Regions from separate parts of the Homo sapiens genome. Here region 2 is linked to region 1. Evidence: read pairs that join two places in POLR2A ChIA-PET (ENCODE). Cell type or tissue: Panc1. All regions are shown on one strand. Links, peaks and the distances in the headings refer to the core of each region. The heading gives the core; the rest is flanking DNA.

Region 1 (15,105 bases), core at 5,170-10,169:
TTGTCTATTCTGCTATTGAATTGTCTTGATACTTTTATCAAAAATGAATTGACCAGGCTGGGTATGGTGGCTCACACCTGTAATCCCAGCACTTTGGGAGACTAAGGTGGGAGCAACATAGTGAGACCATGATTCTACAAAAAATCAAAGAACTAGGCATGGTGGCACACACCTGTGGTCCCAGCTACCGTCTAGGGAGGCTGAGGTGGGAGGATCACTTGAGCTTGGGAGATCCAAGCTACAGTGAGATGTGATCATGTCACTGTACTCCAGCCTGGCTGGGCAACAGAGCAAAACCATGTCTCAAAAGAGAAAAAAAAAAAAAGGCTGGGTGAGGTGGCTCACGCAGGTAATCCAGCACTTTGAAAGGCTGACACCGGAGAATCGCTTGAGCTCAGGAGCTCGAGACTAGCTTGGGCAACAACCCCGTCTCTACAAAAAATACAAAAGTTAGTGTGCCTGTAGTCCCAGCTACTCAAGAGGTTGAGGTGGGAGGATCATTTGAGACCGGGGCTGTAGTGAGCTGTGATCATGCCACCGCACTCCAGCCTGGGTGCTAGAGCAAGACCCTGTCTCCAAAAAAAATAAAAATAAAAAGACACAGGATCTCTATGCTGTCCTTGCTGGTTTTGAACTCCTGGGGTTGAGTGATCCTCCCACCTCAGCCTCCGAAGTAGCTCAGACTACAGATGTGCACCACTGCGCCTGGTAAGGCTTGTCACTTGGGAGGCACTCATTCTCAAGTGCATGCTCAGCACCTCAGGATTTACCAGAATCTACCTCCCCAGTGGCTGGGTGTGTGACCATCTATCACTCCTCTGTCTTGTCACTGTCTTTTTTTTTTCTTTTTTTTTGAGACAAAGTCTTGCTCTGTTGCTCAGGCTGGAGGCAATGGCACGATCTTGGCTCACTGTGGCCTCTGCCTCCCAGGTTCAAGTGATGCTCGTGCCTCAGCCTCCTGAGTAGCTGGGATTATAGGCGCGCACCACCACACCCAGCTAATTTTTGTGTTTTTAGTAGATATGGGGTTTCACTGTGTTGTCCAGGCTGGTCTCGAACTCCTGACCTCAAGTGATCCACCTGCCTCAGCCTCCCAAGTGCTGGGATGAGCCACGACACCAAGCCTTTTTTTTTCTTGAGACACGGTCTGGCTCTGTCACCCAGGCCGGAGTGCCGTGATGCGATCATAGCTCACTACAGTCTGGAACTCACTACACGCGATTTTCCTGCCTTAGCCTCCCGAGTAGCTGGGATTACAGGCGTAGGCCACTGCCTCACCCTTCTCACGGTCTTTATTCCTGCTTTCTTATGTTCTTCTCCTATGATGAGCTGAGGCATAATGGGAGACAAATGTGTTTCTTTTAAAATTTACATAATTTGTTTTTAATTAAGTTTAGGGCATGGGTTTATCTTTTAAAGTTCTAAGAGATTTCTTTATGTTTTGTGAGGCCAAATTTTAATTTTAAAGTACAAAATCAACTCTGTCACCTCAGAATTTTTTACAGGCAAGAAAACCTCCAAAGGTTTTCATTTCATTTCACTGTCATAAATGACAATCATTTATGATCCATGCATAATAAAGAACAGAAAAAGTATAAAGAAAAGAAGAAAGTGGTGGAAAAAATGAAGTATTAAAAACACATTTTATCATTACAAGTCCAATAAATTATACTGCTCATTGAAAAAAATTTCCATTTCCAAAGTTTAAGGACAGTGTTTTCTCAAGCAATTGTGTGAGGCTGCATGTGCATACTAAAATATTAGAAACAGAAGAGCAAAAATCCCCACAACTGTCTCAAATCTGCTTCTGAAAATGTGCAGAAGCATTTTCAAGTGGTTCACAGAGCCTCTATTTGCGAGATCGCTTCAATGAAATTGCTTTATCACAATCTACTTATCTCCAAGGCCAGGAGTTGAAAATAAGTCCTTACTTTAGTCAATTCTGATTAGAGTAGAAGTAAACTTCATACTGCAGTGGTAACATCCCCATCAGCCAAAGACTCTATTGGCTGTGCTAGAAAAAAAGTCTCGCTACTCTTCCAACCTCGTAGGAAATTGACCATTTAGTAACATTCATGTGCAGTGTGGTGAGGACAGACGCAATCCAGGGGCTAACAATGTTGTTCTTTACTATATCAACTTTTAACATAGACCACCAAAATCTATCATAATAAATTTTTAACAGTTATTGAGACATTTTGATAAAATGCCAGCTTTATTCCTATATTTCAGAAATTCATTCTATGTTAGTAATACTTAGCCTTGATCTTGCCTTTGTCAAATAATTGATTTTAGCCAAGCACAGTGGCTCAAACCTGAAATCCCAACACTTTGGGAGGCCTAGGCGGGTGGATCACTTGAGATCAGGAGTTCAAAACCAACCTGACCAACATGATGAAACCCCGACTCTACTAAAAATATACAAAAATAGCTGGGTGTGGTGCTGGGCACCTGTAGTCCCAGCTACTTGGGAGGCTGAGGCAGGAGAATCACTTGAACCTGGGAGGTAGAGGTTGTAGTGAGCTGAGATTGCACCACTGCACTCCAGCCTGGGCGACAGAGCGAGACTCTGTCTCAAAAAACAAAAACAAAAAAAAGGAAAAGAAAAAAGAATTGATTTTAACATTAACACTTGGCCACGAAGCATTCAGCCAATATCTGTACCTATTAACTCTATTAGTAATGTATTTTTTAATGTATTAACATGAGTTTTCCTCTTTCCACCCCCACTCCCTTTTCCCTTACCATTTTGTATGTGTTGGTTTGGTTAATTTTCAATTTAGTCCACAGGTTGCAGTATATCAAGACAAAATTTGACTAATCTAGAAGAATTAAAAGTCTCCCAGAGGACTCCCAGGAACTCCTGTGACTTTGGGCTTCCCATTTTAAAGAGAAGGAGAGGGCTTTTTGTTTATACAGAAGATAGTTGCTTTATGCAAAGCAGGTGTTTTTCTGTACAGAAATTTAAGTATATGGCCGGGTGTGGTGGCTCACTCCTATAATCTCAGCACTTTGGGATGCTGGCAAAATTTTTTTTTTTCTTTTGAGATGGAGTCTCACTCTGTTGCCTAGGCTGGAGTGCAGTGGTGCAACCTTGGTTCACTGCAACCTCCACCTCCCAGGTTCAGTGATTCTCCTGCCTCAGCCTCCTGAGTGGCTGGGATTACAGGCATGTGCCACCATGCCCAGCTGCTTTTTTGTGTTTTTAGTAGAGATGGGGTTTTAGCATGTTGGCCAGGCTGGTCTCGAACTCCTGACCTCAAGTGATCCACCCACCTCGGCCTCCCAAAGTGCTGGGATTACAGGCATGAGCCACCATGCCTAGACAAAAAAAAGAAATTTAAATATAGGAAGAAACCTCAGAGATTGAGTAGCTACATTTGTGAGCTCTTGCAGATACTGACTGTCTCCATGTCCATTGCAACCACCTGCTGGCATGGCTTTCTGCATGGCAAAGCCTGGAAAACTAAAAATGACATTCCCAGAATCCTCTGCAGCTAGGGGATAGAAGTATTTTAGGCTTCCATGATTAGATAAACTCACATGAAGTTTTAATTTGGAATGAAAATTCTGGAGAGAGAGGCAGGCTATGAATCATCTCTTGGCTGGCATGGATGATGGCAAAGACGGCATAGTCAAACAGCAGCTGTGGTTGTGGTTTCCATAGTCCTTAATTTCCTACTTGTGGCAGGGGTAGCAGCTCTCTTGGCGGGTTAGTTTTTTAATTGGTGTGGTTTTGTTCTGTGAGTCCAGGTTTTTGCCCCTCGCAAAAGTTCTGTGAGCTCTTCAGTTCCCTCAGTCAATGCCTTTATACTTAAATTAATGAGAGAGGATTCTGTTTTCAACTATTTGCGACTTGACCAATTCAATTTGTCTTGTAACATGCCAAGCCCTTAAGCTACATTAATTTAGTAATCACAAGACCAAGAGATAATTACTATTGTTTCTTTCTTTTTTTTTTTTTTTTTTTTTGAGATGGAGTTTGTCTCTTGTTGCCCAGGCTGGAGTGCAATGGCGTGATCTCTGGCTCACCGCAACCTCCGCCTCCTGGGTTCAAGCGATTCTCCTGCCTCAGCCTCCCAAGTAGCTGGGATTACAGGCATGTGCCACCACACCCAGCTAATTTTGTATTTTTAGTAGAGATGGGGTTTCTCCATGTTGGTCAGGGTGGTCTCGAACTCCCAACCTCAGGTGATCTGCCCACCTCAGCCTCCCAAAATGCTGGGGTTACAGGCATGAGCCACTGCGCCTGGCTGTTTATTTCTTCTTCTTCTTCTTCTTTTTTTTTTTTTTTTTAAAAAAAGCAAAGTCTCACTCTGTTGCTCAGGTTGGAGTGCAGTGGTGCCATCAAGGCTCACTGCAACCTCTGCCTCCTGGGCTCAAGCAATCCTCCCACTGCAGCCTCCACATTTCCTGGTACTACAGGCACACGCCACCATGCTCGGCTAATTTTTGATTTTTTTGGGGAGAGATGGGGTCTTACTATATTTCCCAGGCTGGTCTCAAACTCCTGGGCTCAGATGATCCTCCTGTCTGTTTCCCAAAGTGTTGGGATTACAGGCATGAGCCACCATGCCCAGCCTTTATTTCTATTTTGCAGATGAGGAAACAACTTTTTGATTCTCTTCAAAAGATAGAGAAGGGATGTTGGAGGGTAACTTTTTATTATAGAAACTTGCCGAAGGCCAGGCGTGGTGGCTCACACCAGTAATCCTAGCACTTTGGGAGTCTGAGGCAGGAGGATCACCTGAGCTCAGGAGTTCGAAACCAGCCTGGGCAACATAGTGAGAACTTGTCTCTACAAAAAATTTAAAAAATTAGCCAGATGTGGTGGCACACACCTGTAATCCCAGCGACTTGAGTGGCTGAGGTGGTCGGATCACCTGAGCCTGGGAGGTCGAGGCTGCAGTGAGCTATGATCATGCCACTGCACTCCAGCCTGAGTGACAGAGTGAGACCTTGTCTCAGAAAAAAAAAAAGAAAAAAGAAAATTGCAAGAATAGTAGAAAGAACTTTTCACTTATATTCCCTAGTTGTAAATATTTTACCACATTGCTTTTTCTCCTCACATTTTTTTCTCACATTTTCTCTCTCTCATAATACTCACGAGTACATATATCTCCCAGATAGATATAGTATTTTGTATATGTTTTGTATGTAAACAAAATATGCATTGCAGACATGATGCAGACGTGATGCCCTTTGCCCTTAAATATTTCAGTGTATATCTTTCCTAAGAATGAGGATATTCACTTACATGACTACAGTGTAATAATCAAAATCACTAACTTGGCATTGATACAATACTATCTTCTAACCTACAGACTTTATATTTTGCCAGTAATGTCCTTTGTAGCAAAAATGTTTAAATTTTTTTTTCAGTCCAGGATGTAATCCAGACTTGTCCATTGTATTGTCAAGCTAATTTAGTCTCCCTTAATTGAAACAGTTCCTCGTCTCAGTCTTCCATGACCTTATCATTTTGAAGTATAAAAGCCAGTTATTTTATTTTATAGAATGTCTCTTAATCTGGGTTTGTCTGATGTTTCTTGAGTAGATAGTTATATACATATCTTTTCCCCTGTGTGTAAAGTAGAAAGTAAAAATGTCCTCTCCTCCATCTCCCTTGCCATAAATCACTGTTGGTAACAATTTTACTTTTAGAACATTTTAGAGCCTGGGCTCAGTGGCTCACGCCTGTAATCCCAGCACTTTGGGAGGCTGAGGTGGGAGGATCATTTGAGCTAGGAGTTTGAGACCAGCTTGGGCAACATAGTGAGACCCTGTCTCTACAAAACATAAAAGAGCATTTTAGAATTTCAAAATGTTGCTTAAAAACACATTTTTTGGGCCGCTCTGCCTATGGAGTAGCCATTCTTTATTTCTTCACTTTCTTACTAAACTTGCTTTCACTTTAAAATAAATAAATACATAAATAAAATAATAAATGTTGTGGCCAGGCACAGTGGCTCATGCGTGCAATCCCAGCACTTTGGGATGCTGAGGCAGGTAGATCACTTGAGGTCAGGAGTTCGAGACAACTTTGGCCAACATGGTGAAACCCTGCCTCTACTAAAAATACAAACATTAGCCTGGCATGGTGGAGCGCGCCTGTAGTCCCAGTTATTGTTGAGGCTGAGGCACGAGAATCACTTGATCCCAGGAGGCAGAGGTTGCAGTGAGCTGAGATTGCGCCACTGCACTCCAGCCTGGGCGACAGAGTGAGACTTTGTCCCCAAAAATAAATAAATAATTGTTCGTTCGTACAGCTGAAAGTTTAAGAATATGGCTGAAACAATGTATCACCTTAAAATTGATCATAATCTTTTTTTTTTTTTTTGAGATGGAGTTTCGCTCTTGTTGCCCAGGCTAGAGTGCAATGGCACAGTCTCGGCTCACCGCAACCTCTGCCTCCCGGGTTCAAGCGATTCTCTTGCCTCAGCCTCCCTAGTAGCTGGGATTACAGGCACATGCCACCACGCTGGGCTAATTTTATATTTTTTTTAAAGTAGAGACAAGATTTCTCCATGTTGGTCAGGCTGGTCTTGAACTCCCGACCTCAAGTGATCTGCCCGCCTCAGCCTCCCAGAGTGCTGGGATTACAGGCGTAAGCCACTGCGCCCAGTCACAATTCTTTAATATTATCTAATACCTCAGTCCACATTCAATTTATTTCCATTGTTCCGGAAATGTCTTTTATGGTTCATTTGTCCAAACCAGGATTCAATCCACAATTGGACATTTGTAACTGATTGCTATGTCCTCTAAACCTCTTTTGCCCCAGAATCTATGTTGAACAGTAAGAAACAGTATCATGTAAGGAAGGAAGCACCAACCTCTGACATTGACTTTGGGATTCTGTCAAGAAGAAATGTTTGGGCCCAGCTTGGTGGCTCACGCCTGTAATCCCACCACCACTTCGGGAAGCCAAGGTGGGTGGATCACTTGAGGTCAGGAGTTCAAGACCAGCCTGGACAACATGGCGAAACCTCATCTCTACTAAAAATACAAAAATTAGCTGGGTGTGTTGGTGTGATCTCTAATCCCAGCTCCTTGGGAGGCTGAGGCAGGAGAATTGCATGAACCTGAGGGGCAGAGGTCCCAGTGAGCCGAGATCGTGCCACTGTACTGCAGCCTGGGCAGCAGACCAAGACTCCATCTCAAAATAAATAAATAAATAAATAAATAAATAATAATAAGAAGAAATGTTTGGCTGAGGTTCCGAGGTTCCAGAAGTCATTCTCATGCCAGGAGTGAGAGCCCTCACCACTGTAGACCAGCACAGGATTTCAGGTGACTCAGAACCTGGCTCTCTGAGCAATTCTCTGTGGCCTTGTCTAGTTACCCTAGGTCCTCAGCTTCTGCCTCATCAACTATAGCCAAGACTCAACTCTCTGAGCTCTGGTTTTCTTTTTGCAATGCCAGTAAGAAAGTACCTAGTCCCAGCAGTTTCTAAGACAAAGGCACATTGGCTCAGGCCTGTAATCCCAGCATTTTCAGAGGCTGAGGCGGGAGGTTCGCTAGAGCCTAGGAGCTTGAGACCAGTCTGGGCAACACAGCAAGACCCCATCTCTACAAAAATGTTTTAAAAAAATTAGCTGGGGCTGGGCGCAGTGGCTCACGCCTGTAATCCCAGCACTTTGGGAGGCCGAGGCAGGTGGATCACCTGAGGTCAGGAGTTCGACACCAGCCTGGCCAACATGGTGAAACCCCATATCTACTAAAAATATAAAAAATTAGCCAGGCGTGGTGGTGGGTGCCCAATCTCAGCTACTTGGGAGGAAGAATGAGAACTGCTTGAACCTGGGAGGTGGAGATTGCAGTGAGCTAAGATCACACCATTGCACTCCAGCCTAGGTGACAGAGCAAGACTGTCTCAAAAAAAAAAAAAAAAAAAAAAAAAGCTGGATGTGGGGGTACCTGTGGTCTGAGCTACTTGACAGGCTGAGGTGGGAGGATTGCATAAGCCCAGGAGGCTGAGGCTGCAGTGAGCTGTGTTCTACCACCACGCTCCAGTCTGGATGAAAGATCCTATCTCAAAAAAAAAAAAAAAAAAAAAAAAATGAAAGAAAGAAAAGAAAATGCTCATCATTTATCATATATAAAGTATTAATACAAATATACTTCCCATAAAAAAATGTCTAAAAGCAAACAAGAAGAAAACTTCAAGCCACAAGGAATTAGATAATGAATGCTCTATTCACACAAAGGAAGACAAGTCTGTAGTCTGAAGATGTTTTGATTTGCTTTTCAATTTTTTTTCTTTCAATGTTTTCTATACAAATGGCAGTAAGAAGGTGAGAATTGATTAAATTAGATACTTTAATTGGAAGCAATGGATAACATTATATTAATAGATCTGAGTGGAGTGGGAGTGAATCTCCACCTATGATACAGGAAAACATACACTAAACAACATTGCATAAACGTTAGCTATGGTCTGAATGTTTGTGGCCCCCACAGCTTCCTATACTGAAGCCTAATTCCCAGTGCAGTGGTGTTGGGAGGTTGGGTCTTTGGGTGGCAGAGCTCTCATGAATGAGATTAGTGCACTTATACAACAGGCCTGAAGGAGCTTGTTCACATTTTCTCCCATGTGAGGATGAAGGAAGCAGGCCTTGTCCTTGAGGTAGAGAGCAAGCCCTCACCAGACACCAAATATGCTGGTGCCTTGATCTTGAACTTCACAGCCTCCAGAACTTTTTTTTTTTTTTTCGGAGATTGAGTCTTGATCTATCTCCCAGGCTGGAGTGCATTGGCACAATCTCAGCTCACTGCAACCTCTGCCTCCCAGGTTCAAGCGATTCTCCTGCCTCAGCCTCCTGAGTAGCTGGGATTACAGGTGCGTGCCACCACACCCAGCTAATTTTTGTCTTTTTTTTTTTTTTTTTTAGTACAGACAGGGTTTCACCATGTTGGTCAGGCTGGTCTTGAACTCTGACGTTGTGATCCGCCTGCCTCGGCCTCCGAAAGTGCTGGGATTACAGGCGTGAGCCACCAAATCCGGCCAATTTTTGCATTTTTAGTAGAGACGCGGTTTTGCCATGTTGGCCAGGCTGGTCTTGAACTCTTGACCTCAACTGATCCACCCGCCTTGGCCTCTCAAAGTGCTGGGATTATAGGCATGAGCCACTATGCCTGGCCAGAAATATATTTCTATTGTTTATAAATTACCCAGTCTAAAGTATTCTGTTACAGTGGCCCAAACGGATGAACACAGCATTCTTTCATGTCAGTAAAATGCCCTGACTATTACTTCTAAAAAGTTCAGCTGGGCGTAGTGGCTCAGCCTGTAATCCCAGTGCTTTGGGAGGCTGAGGTGGGGATGGATTGGCTGATGTCAGGAGTTCAAGACCAGCCTGGCCAACATGGTGAAACCTCGTCTCTACAAAAAATACAAAAATTAGCTGGGTGTGGTGGTGCATGTTTGTAATCCCAGCTACTTGGGAGGCTGAGGCAGGAGAACCACTTGAACCCAGGAGGCAGTGAGTGCATGTTATTAACAAGCATGTTAATAAGCCTATCAATAAGTCATATTTAATGGTGACTAATGAACATTTGTACTGGGTTGGAAGGCATCCCTCCAAAATTCATATTTACCCAAAACCTCAGAATGTGACCTTACTTGGAAATAAGGTCTTCACCGATGTAACTAGTTAAGTTAAAGTGAGGTCATACTGGATGACGATGGGTCCTAATCCAATTAATGATGTCTTCGTAAGAAGAAGGAAATCTGGACACAGACACATTGGGAGAAGGCTGTGTGCTGATGGAGGCAGAGATAGGAGTGATGCATCTTCAAGTTGAGGAATGCCAGAGGTTGCCAGTAACCACAAGAAGTTAGGAAGAGGCAAGGAAACATCCTCCTTTAGAGCTTTCAGAGAAGCACAGCCCTGCTGACACTTTTTTGTTTTGTTTTGTTTTGTTTGAAATGGATTCTCACTCTGTTGCCCAGGCTGGAGTGCAGTGGCACTATCTCGGCTCACTGCAACCTCCGCCTCCCAGGTTCAAGCAATTCTCCTGCCTCAGCCTCTCGAGTAGCTGGGATTACAGGCGCATGCCAACACACCTGGCTAATTTTTGTATTTTTATTAGAGACGGGGTTTCACCATATTGGCCAGGCTGCTCTCGAACTCCTGACCTCGTGATCCACCCGCCTTGGCCTCCCAGAGTGCTGGGATTACAGGTGTGAGCCACCGTGCCTGGCTCCCCTGCTGACACCTTGATTGGAATTTCTGGCCTCCAGAACTGTGAGGAAATACATTTCTATTGTTTTAAGCCATACAAGTTTATGATAATTTGTTACAGCGGCCCTGGAAACTGAAAAAACATTGCAATGTCCCATGCAACTGGGCTTTGGGGAGCTGAATCATTGTAACCAGAACTCTCCAGCTGCTTTATAAACTTGAATTCAGTTTATTAATCTACAGTGGGAAATAGCTGGCAGGATAATAGGCATTCCCTCAGTGAGCACCAACCTGGTTGACAGGCCTAAATTATAAATGAGAAAGAAGGAACTAGTATTTATCAAACATCTGATATATTTCAAGTACCATATGTGTCACAAATACATATAAAATTACAACTGTGGTAAGAGATTTGAGTGGAGATATATTGTGGCACATAATCGAGGGAAATTGGAATGTCAAGGAGATAAAAGATGAGGACTGGGGGGAATGGATTTGGAAGAATAACAGAAATTAAAAGGAATGGGACACAGTGTGGGGGCAGGTGGTGGATGGCAGGTCCAAAAGCCGTACACATCCAAGGAACTGAAAGAAGGGCCAGGTGCATCAAGGAATGGGGTAGGGTTGTACAAGGTGAGGGAGGAGAGAAAGTTAAGGGTAACACATGCAAGGCCTCCTAGATGGTGTTAAGGTTTGTGTCTTTCTCCTAGGGACAATGAGGAGGTGTTAAATTTTACTCTACAAAGGAGTGACATGATTAGATTTGCAGTTTTGTTTCTTTTTATTTATCTACTGTTTTGAGGCAGAGTCTCGTTCTGTTGCCCAGGCTGGAGTGCAGTGGTACCATATCGGCTCACTGCACCCTCCACCCCCCAGGTTCAAGCAATTCTCCTGCCTCAGCCTCCCAAGTAGCTGGGACTACAAGAGTGCACCACCATGCCTGGCTAATTTTTTTTGTATTTTTAGTAGAGACGGTTTCACCATGCTGGTCAGGCTTGTCTTGAACTCCTGACCTGAAGTGATCCGCTTGCCTCGGTCTACCAAAATGCTGGGATTACAGGTGTGAGCCACCGAACCCGGCCTAGATTTGCAGTTTTGAAAGCATCACTCTGGCTGCAATGGGGACTACAAATTGGAGGGAGAGGGAGAGTCTGATGCCAGCTGAAGGCCCAGGGATTATGACTCAATACACCACACCCCAGCAGAGACTGCTATCCCCCATCACCTGCAACAGCCAGCAGGAGGCCAAGCCCCCTTTTCCCAGTGCCAGGAGGTCCTCCTAGCCACAGCCGTCACCATAGACCCAGACCTCCTCTTTGAGAGAACTAGAGCTGAATATTTGCCTGAATTAGCCAAGCAGAGAAAGAGTAACTAAAATGGTATTGAGATCATTGGATTGGTTTAAGATTGTGATATTGGACTACCTTTTTACTCTGGCTACTGCCCCAAATGATGAGAGTTCATAAGATGCAATCTGTAACAGGATATAATGGAGTAAGATTCTATTTATACACCTGAGTACAGTGTGAGGGAATTTACAACCCTGACAGGTGAATAATAAACACTCAACCATGTATTATAAACATGCTTTCAGGTCAGAATATACTTACCTAAGGCATTCTCTAAAATGGCTACAGTACTCCTTGCATGCCTGTCCTATTATTTAATTATTTTCTTATTAATTGGTAAGCAATCTCTCTGTGGTATTTTGCTATATTACACCAGTATATTGCATGTATATTCATGTACATTTCTGAATGTACATTTAGGAATAGTCTTAAAAAATGTTTTTGAGACAGGGTCTTGCTCTGTTACCCAGGCAGTGAGTGCAGTGGTGTGGTCACAGCTCACTACAGCCTCAACCTCCTGGGCTCAAGCAATCCTCCCACCTCAGCCTCCTAAGTAGCTGGGACCGCAGGTAGATGCCATCATGCCCGGCTAATTTTTTATTTTTTATGGAGACAGGGTCTTACTATGTTGCCCAGGCTGGTTTTAAATTCCTGGCTTAAAGTGATCCTCCTGCCTCGGCCTCCCAAAATGCTGGAATTACAGGTATGAGCTACCGTGCCTAGCCAGAATGGAGTCTTGATAGGAGGATTTCCAGGTCTAAGAGAAAGCATATTTAAACACTGACAGATGCTGGCAAATCAACTTCCTAAAAGATTCTTCTGATACATAACTCTATCAATAGTCAGGCTGTATATTAACAACACTTGTTTCTGTCTGGGTATGGTACACATTAGATAACATTTCACACATTATTTAATTTTTCAAAGTTTATTTTTCTGATTATAAAAGCTATATGTTTCAGGAAATGGGGAAAATTTCTTTCCCTTGGCCTATTAAGGAAAGCACCGTAGGAGTTTGAATGAAATACCTGGAGAAGCTGTTTGTGGTGAGGGATAATTCTCACCTGTGAATGTTCCAGTGACTAGAGCTCTCCAAGGAGGATGGGCTTCTTGCCTTGCTGAGCTTGCGTTTCAGGATAAGCCCTGAGACACAAATGAATCTCCCCCATTACACAGGGGAAAATTTGAAGTTGGCAGGTGGGGTAAGGTCTCTGAGAAGAGGGCTTGAAAAGCCTGTGTCCCTGAACCTGGGAAGGGGAAGGACCGAGAGGTAAATCCCGGACACAGAGCAATAGAAAGGGATTTTGTTTTGTTTTGTTTTGTTTTGTTTTGTTTTTTGAGATGGAGTCTTGCTCTGTCACCCAGGCTGGAGTGCAGTGGCATGATCTCGGCTCACTGCAATCTGCGCCTCCTGGGTTCAAGCCATTCTCCTGCCTCAGCCTCCCAAGTAGCTGGGATTACAGGCACCCGCAAACATGACCGGCTAATTTTTGTATTTCTAGTAGAGACCGGGTTTTACCATGTTGGCCAGGCTGGTCTCAAACTCCTGACCTCAAGTGATCTGCCTGCCTTGGGCTCCCAAAGTGCTGGGATTACAGTAGCGAGTCACCACGCCCAGCCTAGAAAGGGATTTTGGAAGCCAACACACCAGTTCCTAGAGTTCATTAAATTCCATTCTTTTTGTGTCAATTATACCTCAAATATGTATTTAACCTTTTATTAGAGATTTTGTGAGATGATTAATTCTGGCCTTCCTCCCAGGAAGGCAGCTGTACGGCTTTCATGAGTTGTTTCAACAGAGGGAGAAGAAGCCAGGAGAGCCAATTTCTGACGGCAAGTGTTGAAGAAGGTAAGGAGAGGTTGCTGCTGATGGATAACGCTGTGTGTCCGAAGGCTTGCTCTAGGTACTGTTTTAGGTAACAAATCTATAAGTCTGTTTTTACCCTCCTGTCAAAACTCAAGGGAGCAAGTGTAAGGGGGAGGGGGATCACTTAGATGTGAGGCTGAGTTACAACTTTTAGCCACAGCTTTGGGAAGGGACCTGGGAATCCTTGAAGACAGTCACTGCAGGGCTTAGGCATTGTGCCAAAGAGAAGGTCAAGGGCGGGTGGGTGTCACCAGAAAATGAAACAAGAACAATGGGAGAAACCCCATGGCAAGTGAGAACCACTGTGAAAGACCCTGGGCAAGTTGAGAGCAGGAAGGGCCCCCTCTACCTGAGATGATCAAGGGGGCCCTCATGGAGAACGTAACACCTGAGTGAAGACTGAAAGATGAATAGCAGATCACTGGGAGGACAGAGTGTGGGAGGGTGGATTGGTTTCTTACGGCTGCAGTAACAAACTGGGTGGGTCAGAGCAGCAGAAATTTATTCTCTGTTCTCTGTTCTGGAGGCTACAAGTCAAAATCAAAGTGTTAGCAGGGCCACAGTCCCTCTAGAAAAGACTCCACTCCTTGCCTGGTTCAGCTGCCAGTGGTTGCTGGCTTCCGTGGCTTTGGCCCCCTCTGCCTCCATCTTCACATGGCCTTCTCCTCTTTTCCTCTATGTCTGTTTTCTCCTCCTTTTTTTTTTTTTTTTTGAAACGGAGTCTCGCTCAGTTGCCAAGGCTGGAGTGCAATGGGGCAATCTCGGCTCACTGCAACCTCCGCCTCCTGGCATCAAGCAATTCTCCCACCTCAGACTCCTGAGTAGCTGGGATTACAGGCACCCGCCGTCGTGCCCAGCTACTTTTTGTACTTTTGTAGAGACAGGGTTTCAACATGTTGGCCAGGCTAGTCTTGAACTTCTGACCTCAGGTGATCTACCCGCCTTGGCCTCCCGAAGTACTGGGATTACAGGCATGAGCCACTGTGCCTGGCCTGAGCCACTGCTCCCGGCTGTCTCTCCTTTTTTTTTTTTTTTTTCTCAGATGGAGTCTTGCTCTGTCGTCCAGGCTGGAGTGCAATGGTGATATCTTGGCTTACTGCAACCTCCGCCTCCTGGGTTCAAGCGATTCTCCTGTCTCAGCCTCCAGAGAAGCTGAGATTACAGGTGCCTGCCACCATGCCTGGCTAACTTTTTGTATTTTTAGTAGAGACTGGACTTCACCATGTTGGCCAGGCTGCTCTTGAACTCCTGACCTCAGGTGATCCACCCGCCTTGGGCCTCCCAAAGGATTACAGGTGTGAGCCACTGCATCTGGCCTTGTCTTCTCCTCTTCTGTCTCTTTAATGACACTTGTCATTGGATTTAGGGTCCACCTAGGTAATTCAGGATGATCTCATGTCAAGACCCTTAAATTAATTCCATCAGGGAAGATCTACTTTCAAAATAGAGTCACATTCACAGGTTGCAGGGGTTAGGGTGTGAACACATCTTTTGGGTGATCACCATTCCATCTACTACAGAAGGTGCTCCATCCTGAGGATCTGTGCGACAGAACCCACTCTTCTTAACAAAAGGCCTTTGATGAATAGGTCTTTGATGATCACTGTCTTTCAAATCCCACCATCTCCATCTTCTCTGACTTCAAGGTGTGATTAATTCTTTTATTTCCACAAATGAAAGTGTTTTTTTTTTTTTCATGTCT
Region 2 (15,105 bases), core at 5,503-10,502, 78 kb before region 1:
CCTGGCAGCTTTTGAGGGGCTGAACATGTTCTATTTCAGCTGTTTCATGTTAATACATCTTTTCTGTATGTGGCAGTGGTCACATTTTCAAGTTTTAAAAAAATTATCTATACTTTTAAAAATAGCTTCTCTGGAAAAGTTTTGTGGTTATGTATTAAATTTAACTTGCAATTACCATATTACCCAGCAAATGCACTCTTGGGCATTAATCCCAAAGAAATGAAAACCTGCACTCACACAAAGATCTATACACAAATGTTCACAACAGCTTTATTTGTAGTAGCCAAAATCTGGGAACAACCCAGACATTCTTCAATGAGAGGCTAGTTAGATGTACTGTGGTACATCCATACCATGGAATACTCAGCAATAGAAAGGAATCAGCTAGTGATTCACATAAAACCTTGGATGAATCTCTAGAGAATTTATGCTGAGTGAAAAAAGCATTTATATAGTACTTGTTTACATAACAGTTATACGACACTTTTAAAAAGTGACAAAGTTGGCCGGGCGCGGTGACTCACGCCTGTAATCCCAGCACTTTGGGAGGCTGAGGCAGGTGGATCACGAGGTCAGGAGATCGAGACCATCCTGGCTAACACCGTGAAACCCCATCTCTACTAAAAATACAAAAAATTAGCTGGGCGTGGTAGCGGGCGCCTGTAGTCCCAGCTACTCGGGGGGCTGAGGCAGGAGAATGGTGTGAACCTGGGAGGCGGAGCTTGCAGTGAGCCAAGATCATGCCACTGCATTCCAGCCTGGGTAACAGAGCAAGACTCCATCTCAAAAAAAAAAAAAAAAAAAAAAATGACAAAGTTATAAAAATGCAGAACAGATCAGTCATTTCTGGGGGTTAAGACAGGGTTGGGGAAAGAGGTGGGAAGTGGGGGTGGTTAGGAGGAAGGTGGCACGGTTACAAAGGGTAACCTGAGGGATTCTTGTGGTGATGGAACTGTTCTGCATCTTGAGTGTGGTGATGGGTATATGAAACCACACGTGACAAAACTGCATGAAACTAAACAATACACACACACACACACACACACACACAGTTAAGTACAAGTAAAACTAGGGAAATCTGAATGGGACCAGTGGACTATATCAATGTCAATATCAATGTCAGTGGTTTGTATAGTACCATGAATTGCAATATTACCACTGAGGAAAACTGAGTAAAGGGTACATCCAATCTCTCGGTATTATTTTTTACAACTACATGTGAATCTACAATTACCTCAAAATAAAAAACTTAATTAGAAAAATAGAACATATTTTTTCTCTCTGTACACTTTTTTCTATATCTATGTGTCTCTACATTGCATATTTTGTAATGCTGTCCACCAAATAATACTGTTAAGATGGCAATACTCTTCAAATTGATGTATAGATTCAATATGATCCCTACCAAAATCCCAGCTGGACTTTTTACTTTTTGCAAAAATTAAGGAACTGATCTTAAAATTCATATGCAAACTTGAGGGACTCAGAATAGGTCAACAATCAACAATCATGAAAAAAAAAGAAAGGTGGAGGGTTGGAGGGTTCACGCTTCCCAATTTCAAAACTTACTACAAAGCTACAGTCATCAAGACTGTGTGGTACTGGCATGAGGATAGATACATTGAGCAATGGAATAGAACTGAGAGTCCATAAACAACTCCTGATCAACTAATTTTCAACAAAGGTGCCAAGAGAATTCAATGGGGAAAAAATAGCCTTTTCAACAAACAGTGCTGGAAAAACTGGATAGCTGCATGGAAAAGAATTAAAGTTGGCTTCCTATTTCATACCATATACAAAATTAACTCAAAATGGATCAGAACCTAAATCAAAGAGCTAAGATGATAAAAATAAAAAAGAGACATTAGATTATATCAAAATTAAAAGTTCTGTACTCCAACGAATACCATCAGAAAAGTAAAAAAGACAACCTACAGAGTGGGAGAAAATATTTGCAAATCATATCTCTGAATAAGGGATTTGTGTATATATATATTGAACTCTTACAACTCAATAATAAAAAGATAAACAACCTAGTTTAACAATAGGCAAAGGGTCTGGAATAGGTATTTGTCCAAATGAGATACACAAATGGCTAACAAGCACATGAAAAGATATTCAACATCAATCATCAGCTATCAGAGAAATACAAGTCAAAACCACAGGGAAACACAAATGAAAATCACAATGAAATGCCACTGCACACCCATCCACTTGGTTGGCTATAATCAAAGGGACAGACAATAACAAGTGTTGGTGGGGATGTGGTGAAATTGGAACCCTCACACACTACATTCCACTCCTAGGTATATATACAAGAGAAATAAAAACTTAAGTTCCCACAAAAACTTGTACACAAATATTCATAGCAGCATCATTCACAATAGCCAAAAAAACGGAAACAATCTAAATGTCCATCAACTGATGAATGGATAAACCATGAAATATTCAGATGATGGAATACTGTCTAGCAATAAAGCAGAATTAAGTACTGATAAATGCTACAACATGAATGAGCCCTGGAAACATCATGCTAAGTAAAAAAAAAAAAAAAGGTCACAAAAGACCAAGTATTTTAGGATTCCATTTATATAAACTGTCCAGAATGGATAAATCTATAGAACCAGAAAGTAGACTATGGCGTGGGAGGTTGGGGTGAGAATAACAGGTGACTACAAATAGGTGTGGGTTTCTTTTGAGATGATGAAAATCTAAACCTGTGGTGATGGATGTACTAAAACCATTCACTTGTACACTTTAAATGGGTGAATTGTATGGTATGAGAATTTTCATCTCAATAAAGCTGTAATTTTTTAAAAGGCAATATAATGTAAATACTCCTTTTCATTTAAAATACCACTAAATAATATTAGGTTTACTTCCTTCCTAACTTCAGATAGAAAGAAAACTCTAAAGTGTTTCAATAGGGATCCTTCTTACTCATTGCAAAGGTACAAAATGGTATCAGAATGCTTGGCAACACCATGCAGAACCCTCAAATTACTTAAACCTGTTTCTTTTAAAGTTGAATTAAAGTCAAGATATGGTTTTAGGCTGGGTGCTGCAGCTCATGACTGTAATCCCAGCACTTTGGGAGGCCAAGGTGGGCGGATCACCAATTCGAGATCAGCCTGGCCGACATGGCGAAACTCCATCTCTACTAAAAAACAGAAAAGTTAGCTGGGCCTGGTGGCATGCACCTGTAGTCCCAGCTACTCAGGAGGTTGAGGCAGGAGAATCGCTTGAACCTGGGAGGCGGAGGTTGCAGTGAGCCAAGATCGAATTACTGCACTGCAGTCTGGGTGACAGACCAAGACTCTGTCTCAAAAAAAAAAAAAAAAAAAAAAAAAAGATAGGGTTTTAGGCAGTAGCATTTTCACGGCTATGTCACCTCATGCAAGCAACGTTGCTTTCTCTCTACTAAATTGCTGCCTATTTAATTTCTGCTGCTGCCTGAGCCAACTGTCTGTTACCATTCTGACTGACCACCATGATCTTCCTCCACTCTCTCTGCTACCCTCCCAGTATGACAGATCACACTGCTACTACCTTCACTGGGCTTTCATTACAATCTCCCCTCAGTCAGTTGGAAGCCACATCCTTTTCATTCCAACCCTTCTCTTGCATCTAGACTTCTCCAATTCCTCCAGGGACCATTCTTCTGATCTCATGATGGTTCTCTCAGATACCACCTCTGATCCTTTCTCTGACTGCAGCCCCTAGTCTTTCTTGTATGCAGATTCTCTATATTTTCCAGCTTTCAGGAATAACTACTTCAAAGCCACAGAACCTTTCCATTAGAATATAATTTACTCAGAAAGACAGTTTCAAGGGGAAAATATTCTGTGTACAGAGTACCTCACTAGCTGAAAAAAAAGTCATTTGTTGGAGATGATTTCAAGACTGCAAAACTCATGAAAAGTAATTCAAATAAATTACCTGCATCACTGACTCAACTGACATTCACTTTCCACAAAAGCTTTTATTTGCTTCTAAGCCTTGTCAGAAAAAAATTTTAAAAGATGTTAAGTGGGAGAAAGAAAAATTAATTGGAGCCCATGTAATGATAAATTTACCAGACTATGCGTGTTACAAAGATAACCAGTCTCAGCTGGGCACAGTGGCTCACACCTATAATCCCAACACTTTGGCAGGCCAAGGCAGGGGGGGTCTGAGACCAGCCTGGGCAAGAAAATGAGACCCTGTCTCTACAAAAAACATTTTAAAAAATTAGCTGGGTGTGGTGGTATATGCCTGTAGTCCCAGCTATTTGGGAGGCTGGGGTGGGAAGATCGCTTGAGCCCAGAAGTTAGAGGTTGCAGTGAACTGAGATCATAGCACTGCAGTCCAGCCTGGGTGACAGAGCAAGACCTTGTCTCTAAATAAATAAATAAATAACCAGTCTCTTATTAAAAATCAAATAAAATAAAATAAATGTTGGAACTATAACTCTCTGGTTTGTGTTAAAAACCTAGTTCTTAAGAAGCTTAATATTTCTAATATTGCAACATTTCTAAACAATACTGGTTGTGTCCATGTAAACTTATGCTTGAAGGTTAAAAAATAGTAATCTATATTTAAAAGGGAATAAGTTACTGAAGACATGTAAAAAAAATTAGTCTAGAAAATTTGATACTGGATCCATGGATTCAAAAATCAAAGCATAGCTGACGATGTTCTTTTGTTACCTGAGTGGTGGTTACAGGGATGTGTTCACTTTGTGAGAAATCAACAGTATAAACTTATGATTTGTGCTGTTTTCTTAAATGTAGGTTATGTTTCAATTAAAATTTTAGTAACAAAAAAGCAAAACACAAGAAGAAAATCAATTTTTCTAAAAATCCTCAACTAGACTTCTTAGTTCAAAAAACTAAATCACAAGTATTAAATCACACTGCATTAGTTTGCTGGGGCTGCCATAACAAATTTCCACAGACTGGGTGGCTTAAGCAACAGGAAGGTATTTTCTCATAGTACTGGGGGCTGAAGTCCAAGATCGAGGTGCCTACAACTTTGGCTTCTTCTAAGGCTCAGCTCCTGGGCTTGCAGATGGCCACTCAATTGTGGCCTCCTCACATGGTCATTCCTCTGTGCATGTGCAACCCCAGTCTCTCCTGAGTGTCCAAATTTCCTTTTCTTATAAGGACACCAGTCAATTGCCACTGCCTCTTTTTAAATTCATCGCCTCTTTACAGGTCTTATCTCCAAATACAGTCACATTCTGAGGTACCTGGGTTTAGGACTTCAACCTATGAATTTGGAGCAGGGGCGGGCACAGTGGCTCACGCCTGTAATCCCAGAACTTTGGGAGGCCGAGGCGATCGGATCACTTGAGGTCAGGAGTTCGAAACCAACCTGGCCAACATGGAGAAATCCCAGCCTGGGCAACGGGGTGAAACCAAGGAAGGAGGGAAGGAGGGAAAGAGGGAAGGAGGGAGGAAGGAGGGAAGGAGGTAAGGAGGGAAAGAGGGAAAGAAGGAAGGAGGGAAGGAGGGAGGGAGGGAAGGAAGGAGGAGGGAGGGAGGGAGGGAGGGAGGGAAGGAGGGAGAGAAGCAAGGAGGGAAGGAAAGAGGGAGGGAAGGAAAGAGGGAGGGAAGGAAGGAAGGAAGGAAGGAAGGAAGGAAGGAAGGAAGGAAGGAAGCCAGCCAGGTGTGGTGGCACACACTTGCAGCTCCAGCTACTCAGGAGGCTGAGGTGGGGAAATCACTAGAGCCCCAGAGGTAGGGGGTGCCATGAACCGAGATCGGGGCACTGCACTACAGCCTGGGTGACAGAGTGAAAACCTGTCTCAAAAAAATAAATAAATAAAGTTCAGGTAGTTTATTTGTCAGAAAACACTGAGGGTTGGAAAAATGAGGAAGAAGAAATGAGCCTATAAAATGATTAGTGTAGAAAACCAGTACCAGCTGGATACTACTAAGGACAACTGTTGCTTAATATGTGCCTTAGTCACCCTACCTGAGGATTAAAGGAGCTGGGTGTTTATCAACTAACAACTCCTGGCAGATATTGGCTGAACGCCACTCCCAAAGTGAGTGTTAAAATCCTGGCATTTCTGGCCTGCCCTCCAGGCAGGCAGAGTAGTTGGCAGCAAGAGAAGCTCTCAGGCAGACAAAGGTGCCGAGATGTAAAAGTTGGCTAGTGTGCACAGTAACGGCAAGGCCTTGAGAGGCTATGGGCGAACACTGACAGCACCTGGGGCATCTATGCCACAGCCCCTAATCTATAGGAGTCTGTCCCAAACTTGTGAATGTAAAGACACATCAGCCTTCACCTAGAAGCAGCAGAAAAGGGGTTGAGAAGTGCTCTAAACCAGACTTTTTTCTTTGCTAAACGGTACAGATCTTTCTCTCAAGAAAAGTCTGACACATAACACATTATACAGTAAGGAAAAAAATGTGTCAAATCATCATAGTCATTAAGTTCTGCATAGCTATATAAAAGAAACTGAAGCTGTAAACAACACTGGGTGGTGTACTTTTTTTTCCCTCTATCAACAGAAAATGCCACAACTTTCAACCATAAAATATTCTCAAGAAAGGTTCTTTTAGACTGGGGGGAAACAAGTGAGGCTGGGCGTGGTGGCTCATGCCTGTAATTCCAGCACTTGGGAGGTTTGGGAGGCCTGAGGTGGGAGGATCACTTGAGGTCAGGAGTTTGAAACCAGCCTGGCCAACATGGTGAAAGCCTATTGCTACTTAAAACACAAAAATCAGCTGGGGGGCCGGGCACGGTGGCTCACGCCTGTAATCCCAGCACTTTTGGGAGGCCCAGGCGGGCAGATCACGACGTCAAGAGATCAAGACCATCCTGGCCAACATGGTAGAACCCCATCTCTACTAAAAATACAAAAAAATTAGCTGGGTGTGGTGGTGCGCACCTGTAGTCCCAGCTACTTGGGAGGCTAAGGCAGGAGAATCACTTGAACCTGGGAGGCGGAGGTTGCAGTGAGCTGAGATAGCACCACTGCACTCCAGCCTGGTGACACAGCAAGGCTCTATCTCAAAAAAAAAAAAAAAAAAAATAGCTGGGTGAAATTAGCTGGGTGTGGTGGCAGGAGTCTGAAGTAACATTTATTTGGGAGGCTGAGGCAGGGAGGCGGGGGTTGCAGTGAGCCGAGACTGCAACACTGCACTCCAGCCTGGGCAACAGAGCGAGACTCCATCTTTAAAAAAAAAAAAAAAAAAATAGTAAAATAGTATGTATAGTATGTGTCTGTAGGGCTTTTTACCCTTTATTATTTTGAAATAGCTAATGATACAGTCTGTATAAGCAAGAATTTGTGGGCTGATACACATACACGAAGTTCTTTAAAAAAAAAAAAAAAAGACTTCAACTGCATTTCTTTTTAAACAGAGCAGTCTTTCAAAGTGTGCTGGCCACTACCAGAGTTTCGCTTCTGGGCAGGCCACAGCTGTCTAACGGCTGGTAGGAACATATAAGAATAAGGTTTTCTTTCAGAACTTAAACATGTTTAATTAGTCAGTTTTGTATTAAAGATATATAAATGGACCTAACTTTCAAGAGATTTTAAACTCAAGACAAAATTGGTTTCTCAATTATTTATCAATATTCCAGGGAAGAAATTCATACTCTAAATTGAGGCTTGTATACAAGTTGTATATAATGTCCCTACTGGGATATACCAATATAGTCCCTATTCATATTCACTCTATTACATTAAATAACATTTTTTATTCCATTCATCATACGAATTCTCATACCACCTACTTCTATTTTACTTTGACTTTTATTTTAAAGCCCCCTATTCCCTAAAGTCTGGTCATAGTGGATTGACAAGATTTTCTTTCTAAACTCATCTGCTTGTTAACTTTAACTTGATGCAATCTGAAAACAATCCATATGAAGCTCAGTGAACACAGCTTTCGTACTTTCCCTAACACTGGCTCCAGTTTGACATCAGTACCTCAGTACTATTCCAGAAATAATTTTCTATTCTGTCATTTCCTTATCAGCCAAATCCCTCAAACAGTTCTGCAGAAAGACTGCATCATGTCTTCATAGTAACATGAATGACTTGACGAAGTGCATCTTCACCAGGGGATGCTATAACCTATATAACTGCAATCCATGGTGACTTCTGATAGAGTTGGACCATAAACCAGAAAACAGAATGTATTTAAAAGGGAAAAAATATCAGAAAACACTGAAATTTAAGCATCACATAGTTCCCAGTGACTAGATCTACCATGATATTTTGGAATTGTTAATTTTTTTAGGTATCATAATGACCTTATGGTTATGTATTTTTCTAAAAAGGAATTTGTATGAAGAATGTACTGAAGTAGCTGGGTGTGGTGGCTCACGCCTGTAATCCCAGCACTTTGAGAGGCTGATGCTGGCAGATCACCTGAGGTCAGGAGTTGGAGACAAGCCTGGCCAACATGGTGAAACCCCGTCTCTACTAAAAATACAAAAATTAGCCAGGCGTAGGGGCGGGCGCCTGTAATCCCAGCTACTCGGGAGGCTGAGACAGGAGAATCACTTGAACCTGGGAGACAGAGGTTGCAGTAGGCCGAGATCACACCACTGCACTCCAGCCTGGGTAAGAAGATTGAAACTCCGTCTCAAAAAAAAAAAAAAAAAAAAAAAAGAATGTACTGAAGAATTTAAGGATGGAATGATATGCTCTCTGAGGTTTTCTTTAAAATAATCCTGTGAGGTACACAAAGGCAGTGACTGGGGTATAGCTGAAACAAGAATGACTATTTGCCATCTTCACAGGAAGATGAATGATAGGTATATGGAAGTTCACTGTACTATTTCTCTACTTTTGCATATGTTTTGAAATTTTCCAGAATGAAAAGGTTAAAAGCGGGCGGCGGGGGGGGGCGAGGGCAGTGGAAAGAAAGGTTTATTTTCTTTCCTGATGAAAAATCCTACAAGTAAATCTTCTCTACTAATATACAGCTGAGAAATCGGTCACACTTCAATTTTATACTTCATTTTTCTCTTTACTGTATATGAATCTTTAAATTTGAACTTAAAGAATTAAATTAAGCTGAGATTGTGCTACTATACTCTAGCCTGGGCGATAGAGCAAGACTTTGTCTCAAAGAAAAAAAAAATATATATATATATATATATATTTTAGATATAAATCTAATGGATAATGGGTATATATTATATATAAATATACATTTTTTCCATTCTATTTCTCCGTTTTTTCCATTCTATTCCACATATATATGAATATATAGATATCTATATATATTTTTTCCATTCTATTTCTCTTTATTTCTTAATGTTGCCTAGTACCTCACAAATTGATTCTGCATCCACACTGTGTAAGTGCTCATCATAGCAAATAAAATAAGTGCTCAACAGGTTACCTATATCTGTCCGCTTAATAAAACAGCTATAGCAGCTATAGCGTAACAAGATCATTGCTTAATAAAGATGTAAACATTGTGTATCTATATGCCATAATTAAAACTTCCTTCAATTCTTCCAAACAAATAGTTATGAGAATGTAAAATGGTTCTAGGCACTTTGTATCAGAACCAACGTAATCAAGAACACAGTTCAAGTGTAGGTCTCTAATCCATTTTTTGGTAACCCTTCCCATTCTGCTGTGATGCAACTTTTTGTTGTATAGCCTTTTTACCAGCACTGGGTACCCCAAAAGTGACACTAGTAATGCTGAGGGAGAAGGAACTACTATTTTTTTTTTCCAGACAGGGTCTCACTCTGTCACTGACACTGGAGTGCAGTGGCACAATCACTGTACTCACTGTAGCCTCAACATCCCAGGCACAGGTGATCCTCCCACCTGAGCCTCCAAAATAGCTGAGACTACAGGTGCATGCCACCATACCCAGCTATCTTTTGTGGAGATAGGGTTTCACTCTTTTGTCCAGGCTGGTCTCTAACTTCTGGGCTCAAGCAGTCCACTCACCCTGGCCTCCCAAAGTGCTGGGGTTACAGGCATGAGCCACTACCTGGCCACTAGGGCTGCTACTTCTTTACTTGAAAACCTTCAGTAAATCGACATGTTTTATTGCTTTTTAAAAAAATAGGTCAGTTTTAAAGTCTTACCTTCTTTTCTTCTTTGTTCCAAGGGAATTACTATACTAGTGCCATCACCATATCAACAGACTACCTTTCTCTTTTTTTTTTTTTGAGACTGTCTCACTGTGTTGCCCAGGCTGGAGTGCAGTAGCACAATCCTGGCTCGCTGCAACCTCCACTTCCTGGGTTCAAGTGATTCTCGTGCCTCAGCCTCCCAAGTAGCTGAGATTACAGGTGTCTGCCACCACGCTGGACTAATTTTTGTATTTTTAGTAGAGACGGGGTTTCGCCAAGTTGGCCGGGCTGGTCTTGAACTCCTGGCTGGAATTACAGATGTGTGCTGAGGAGCTGGGATTATAGATGCGCACCACCACACTTGGCTAATTTTTGTATTTTCAGTAGAGACGGGGTTTCGTCAGGTCAGCCAGGCTGATCTCAAACTCCTGGCCTTAAGTGATCTGCCCACCTTGGCCTCCCAAAGTGCTGAGATTACAGGCGTGAGCCACCACATCCAGCCCTCAATAGACTACATTTCTAAGTGATAAAAATACAAAGGCAACCAAATAACCTGTCTCTGTTTTTATAATGTAATGCTATACTGCAGAGGGAAAAATCAGTTACATGGCATTTTTTACACTTTAAATTTTGATAATGGTACCCTTATGCTCAAAGAACTAGAGAAAAAATCATGCTACTATAACCTTGAATGAGGTTTTTAAAAATAGTGGCAATGTTATTTGAAAAAGCCAAAGGAAATGAAATTTTTAAAATTAAAGTATTTTAAAATTACAATTGTTTCAATTACTTAGTTTTAATACCGCGACTAAGTAATTTACTTTTTTTCTTTTTTTTTGAGACAGAGTCTCACTCTGTCGCCCAGGCTGGAGTGCAGTGGCGCTATCTCGGCTCACTGCAACCTCCGCCTCCTGGGTTCAAGCAATTCTCCTGCCTCAGCCTCCAGAACAGCTGGTGCTACAAGCGTGCGCCACCATGCCTGGCTAATTTTTTTTATTTTTAGTAGAGATGGGGAATCACCATGTTGCCCACGCTGAAGTAATTTACATTTTAATTGATTTTACTAAGTTAGGTTTGGTTTTACAAAGAAACCAAGTTCTTCCTAAGATCTTAAGTATACAATGAATCAAAACAAAGAACCGACTTTATAAACTGGAAGCTACAGAAAATCAAAAGGAAGAAGAGAAATATGTTTGTATAGCCTGTCATTTTCTCCAGGTATGACACAAAAAAATCTCTACTCAAGCTAAACACTGGACTTCCACAATTGTTAGAAATTTGGAGCACATTGCCTAACACATCTCCAAGGAACTTGGTTAGTTTCCACCAGTTAAACTATAAAGATTTTGTTTTGAGAATTGCAGACTAGTCATAATGAGTCACAATAATACACGCCAACTCCAGGACAACAGTTACCTCTAGCAAGTGAGGTAAGGGTTAGGGGGTGGGGGGTGGGGAGAAATCTAAAATGTTTTCTAGCTTTAAAGAAATATGGCAAATGTCAACACTTATGAAATACAGCTGTTAGGCATAGGTTAAACTATTCACTATACTTTTCTGTAGGTTTGAAATATTTCACAATTAAAAACTGGAGAGTAAATCATAAGTTTTAATAAGTTTGTGATTCCAAACCTTAATATTATCCTACACTGCGGTTTCTTTTAATCCTCCTCATCCCAACCTCAGATTATTAAAGCTACCACATATTTATGCATGAATACCTGAATATGAAGAGTGCAAACACTGCTTTTACAAATCTCTTTCTGGCCACTAAATAAAGGAACATTTTCTGCTATTAGGTTTAACTTTTCAGAGAGCAGACCTGGCTCAGGCAGTTGGCAGTAAAATACAAAACTAAATCTCTGCAGTCAGTCACAACCTTGGTGGCAGTTCAGGAAATAAACACTAAACTCATATATTTTTGTTCCTGTTTGTTCCTCCTCACAAGTATAAGATTGTCAGAAGCTGGTATGATTCCAAATGTTCAGTGGCAAGGCTGTTACTCAAAGGAGTAAGCAAAAAACAGAGCTTCCTTACTCCTTCCATAGGGCCTTTACTAGCGGAGTGAGAAAGAACCACTAGCTGCCAAAGTGAATGGGACTTGAAGATGGCTGCCCTGTGAAATGCAGTGATGAAAGAGACAAGCTGGAGTCACCACAGAGCATCTATCCAGGCAGACCTAGCAGGATTTCTATTACCTACTTAAAGAGACTGTTTTAACATATATTTCTAAATATCAGGAAATAGGGGCTAGTCACACAATCTCTTAGAGCTTCTGTCATATCATCTGCAAAATGAAGATTTTTTAAAAGTCCCTCCCTCGTGGAGTTGTGAGGAGAATTAAATAAGATAGTAAATACAAAGACAGGTTGTATTTACTATCTTATTTAATACAGATTTATTAAGACAGGTTATCCACCAACAGAAGTGGAATAAATACCTAAAAGTGTAAACTATACCTAAAAGAAATAGTTTAAAAGTGGTTCAAATCTGGTTAAAAAAATATGTACTGTATTCATTTTTTCTTTTTGAGACAGAGTTTCGCTCTTGTTGCCCAGGCTGGAGTGCAATGGCATGATCTCGGCTCACTGCAACCTCTGCCTCCTGGGTTCAAGTGATTCTCCTGCCTCAGCCTCCCGAATAGGCGGGATTACAGGCACTCACCACCACAGCTGGCTAATTTTTTGTATTTTTGGTAGGGACGGCGTTTCACCATGTTGGCCAGGCTGGTCTTGAACTCCTGACCTCAGGTGATCTGCCCACCTTGGCCTCCCAACCTGCTGGGATTACAGGCCTGAGCCACGGTGCCCGGCCCCTGTATTCTTAAAACCAACAATAAACACTGAAACAGGCATGCAATTCAGTGTTACGCATGAGGTTCCCCTAAGAAGCACTGGGGGGAGGAGTGTCTCTATTAGGTAGGCCATCCCAATAAAAAGTGATCAACACTTCACCAGGTATTTTAAAATGGAGCTTGCAATCTTTTCACACTACCACACACTAAATTAGCATTCTTCAAAGTATGGTCTATAAATCCCCAGGGGTCCTCAAGATCATTTGGGTGTCCACAAGGTCAAAATATTTTCTTAAAATATTTAATTACCTTTTTCACTGTGTTGATATTTGCCAATAGTGCAAAAGCAACGGTGGGTAAGGCTACTGGTACCACCACAAATTGAGGCCAAATGGTACCAAAACTGTATCACTGTTTTGCTACTACACTAAAGTGCTAGGTGTATTCTTCACCACCTAGCACTTGCAATTTTTTAAAAAGTCTGTTTCACTTCACAATGTCCTTGATGAACAGTAAAAACTGTTTTTATTAAATTTCAACCCTTGAGTATGCATCCTTTAACATTCTGTGACACCAAATGGCAAATGCACATGAAATGCTTCTGCTGGACACTAACATAAGATGATTGCCTCAAAGAAAAGCATAGTTGCAACTGTTTGAGTTGAGTGCTGAGCTAGCTACTTTTGTTGTGGAAGATCATTGTTACTTGAAAGAATGACTGACAGACAAAGCATAATTATTCAGATTTGGGTATCTGAAAGATATTTTTTCAAAAATCAATGAAAAAAGCCCATCCTTTAAAAAAAAAAAAAACAGCTGACAGGATTTGTTGTCATTAATAAAATTCAACTTTTTAAGTGAAAATTAAAGTCTGAAGAACTTGTACCTATCACCATAAACTTAACAGCTCCCCTATATTTAAAAACTTTTCTGATAAAATCAGTAGTGATGCTAATGAATGTAAATTTTTGATATTCTATAATGAAACGTGTCAACATTCAAAAGAACTACATAATTCAGGAAACCAATAGTCTCCAGATGATGGATGTATGATGCTACAAAATCATGTCTGGGTAAGAGATTCATTCCAAATACAAGACAGACCTGTGAATTTAATGTAAGAGAGTAGAAAAGGTTTGCTAATAGTTTCAGATTCTATACTGCAAGTGACCTTTAAGAAACTACCACTTGCAGAGTTTTAGTGTAGTAGCAAAAGAATGTCCACAACTATCTGAAAATGCTACTAATTACTCCTCCCTTTTCCAACTATGTATTTATAAGAGGTAGATTTTCTTCAGATACTTCAACCAAAACAGCAGATCTTTACAGATTGAATACAGAAGTAGAGATGAAAATCCAGCTTGTCTTAAGCTGTCAGACATTAATGATGCCTGCAAAATGGCACTCTTCCCACTATTTTTTTGGAAAATCGATTTTTAAATAAAAATGTTAGCACATAATGTATAAAAGAGCCCTGAGACCAAAAAGTTTAAGAAATGCTCCATTAAAGTGACAACAGTAATTAAATTATGATAGATAAGGTAAATAAAGCCTCAGAAAGTCCCACTGCATATGCAGCTGGTGATAATTCAGGAAACAGAGTGTAATTCATGTTTTAAACCAGTGACAAGAAAAAAAGTTCAATGAAAAAGTACTTTGAATGCTTATAAGCACACATATAAAGAAGGCTTAATTCAAACCTCTCAAAATCATATACCTGATATGATATTCCCCCAAAAATAAGGGAAATGCACCAAATTAATGTTTCCCATTAGCACCCAACAATCCAACTTAAAAATGAAAACATGGCCAGGCATGGTGGCCAACGCTTGTAATCCCAGAACTTGGGAGGCTGAGGCGGGCAGATTACCTGAGGTCAGGAGTTTGAGAACAGCCTAGGCAACATGGCAAAACCCCGTCTCTAATAAAAACACAAAAAATTAGCCCGGCGTGGTGGCGCACGTCTGTAGTCTGTAATTTTTTGTATTTTTAGTCATGTTGGCCAGGCTGATCTTGAACTCCTGACCTCAGGTGTATTCTGCTACTTGGAGTATTCTGCTACTCGGGAGGCTGAGGCAGGAGAATCACTTGCGCCTGGGAGGCGGAGGTTGCAGTGAGCCGAGATCGCGCCACTGCGCTCCAGCCTTGGCAACATAGTAAGACTGAGTCTCAAAAAAAAGAAAGAAAGAAAACGCTTACCTTTTTCATTTACTATACTTGCAGGACAGTACCATACAGGACAGATTATAAATTCTACAATTTCA

What was found. Peaks named below come from ENCODE experiments on the same cell type or tissue, not always from the same donor. Only the 100,000 strongest peaks of a DNase experiment are listed, where the experiment ranks them.
Region 2: POLR2A ChIA-PET joins it to region 1 with 5 read pairs; 5 of 35 experiments call an interaction of 5 or more read pairs at or near these places.

The regions. Positions count from the first base shown.
Region 1 is chr13:45,081,318-45,096,422 of GRCh38, reverse strand. No RefSeq gene overlaps it. Among named protein-coding and RNA genes, the nearest start is that of GTF2F2, 32 kb to the left of the region's middle. In Panc1, for the core only: no CTCF peak of the experiment used is centred there; no DNase peak of the experiment used is centred there.
Region 2 is chr13:45,159,316-45,174,420 of GRCh38, reverse strand. The region is part of intron 4 of GTF2F2 (general transcription factor IIF subunit 2); the gene reads right to left. Among named protein-coding and RNA genes, the nearest start is that of KCTD4, 34 kb to the left of the region's middle. In Panc1, for the core only: no CTCF peak of the experiment used is centred there; no DNase peak of the experiment used is centred there; H3K27ac peaks cover 2,324 bases.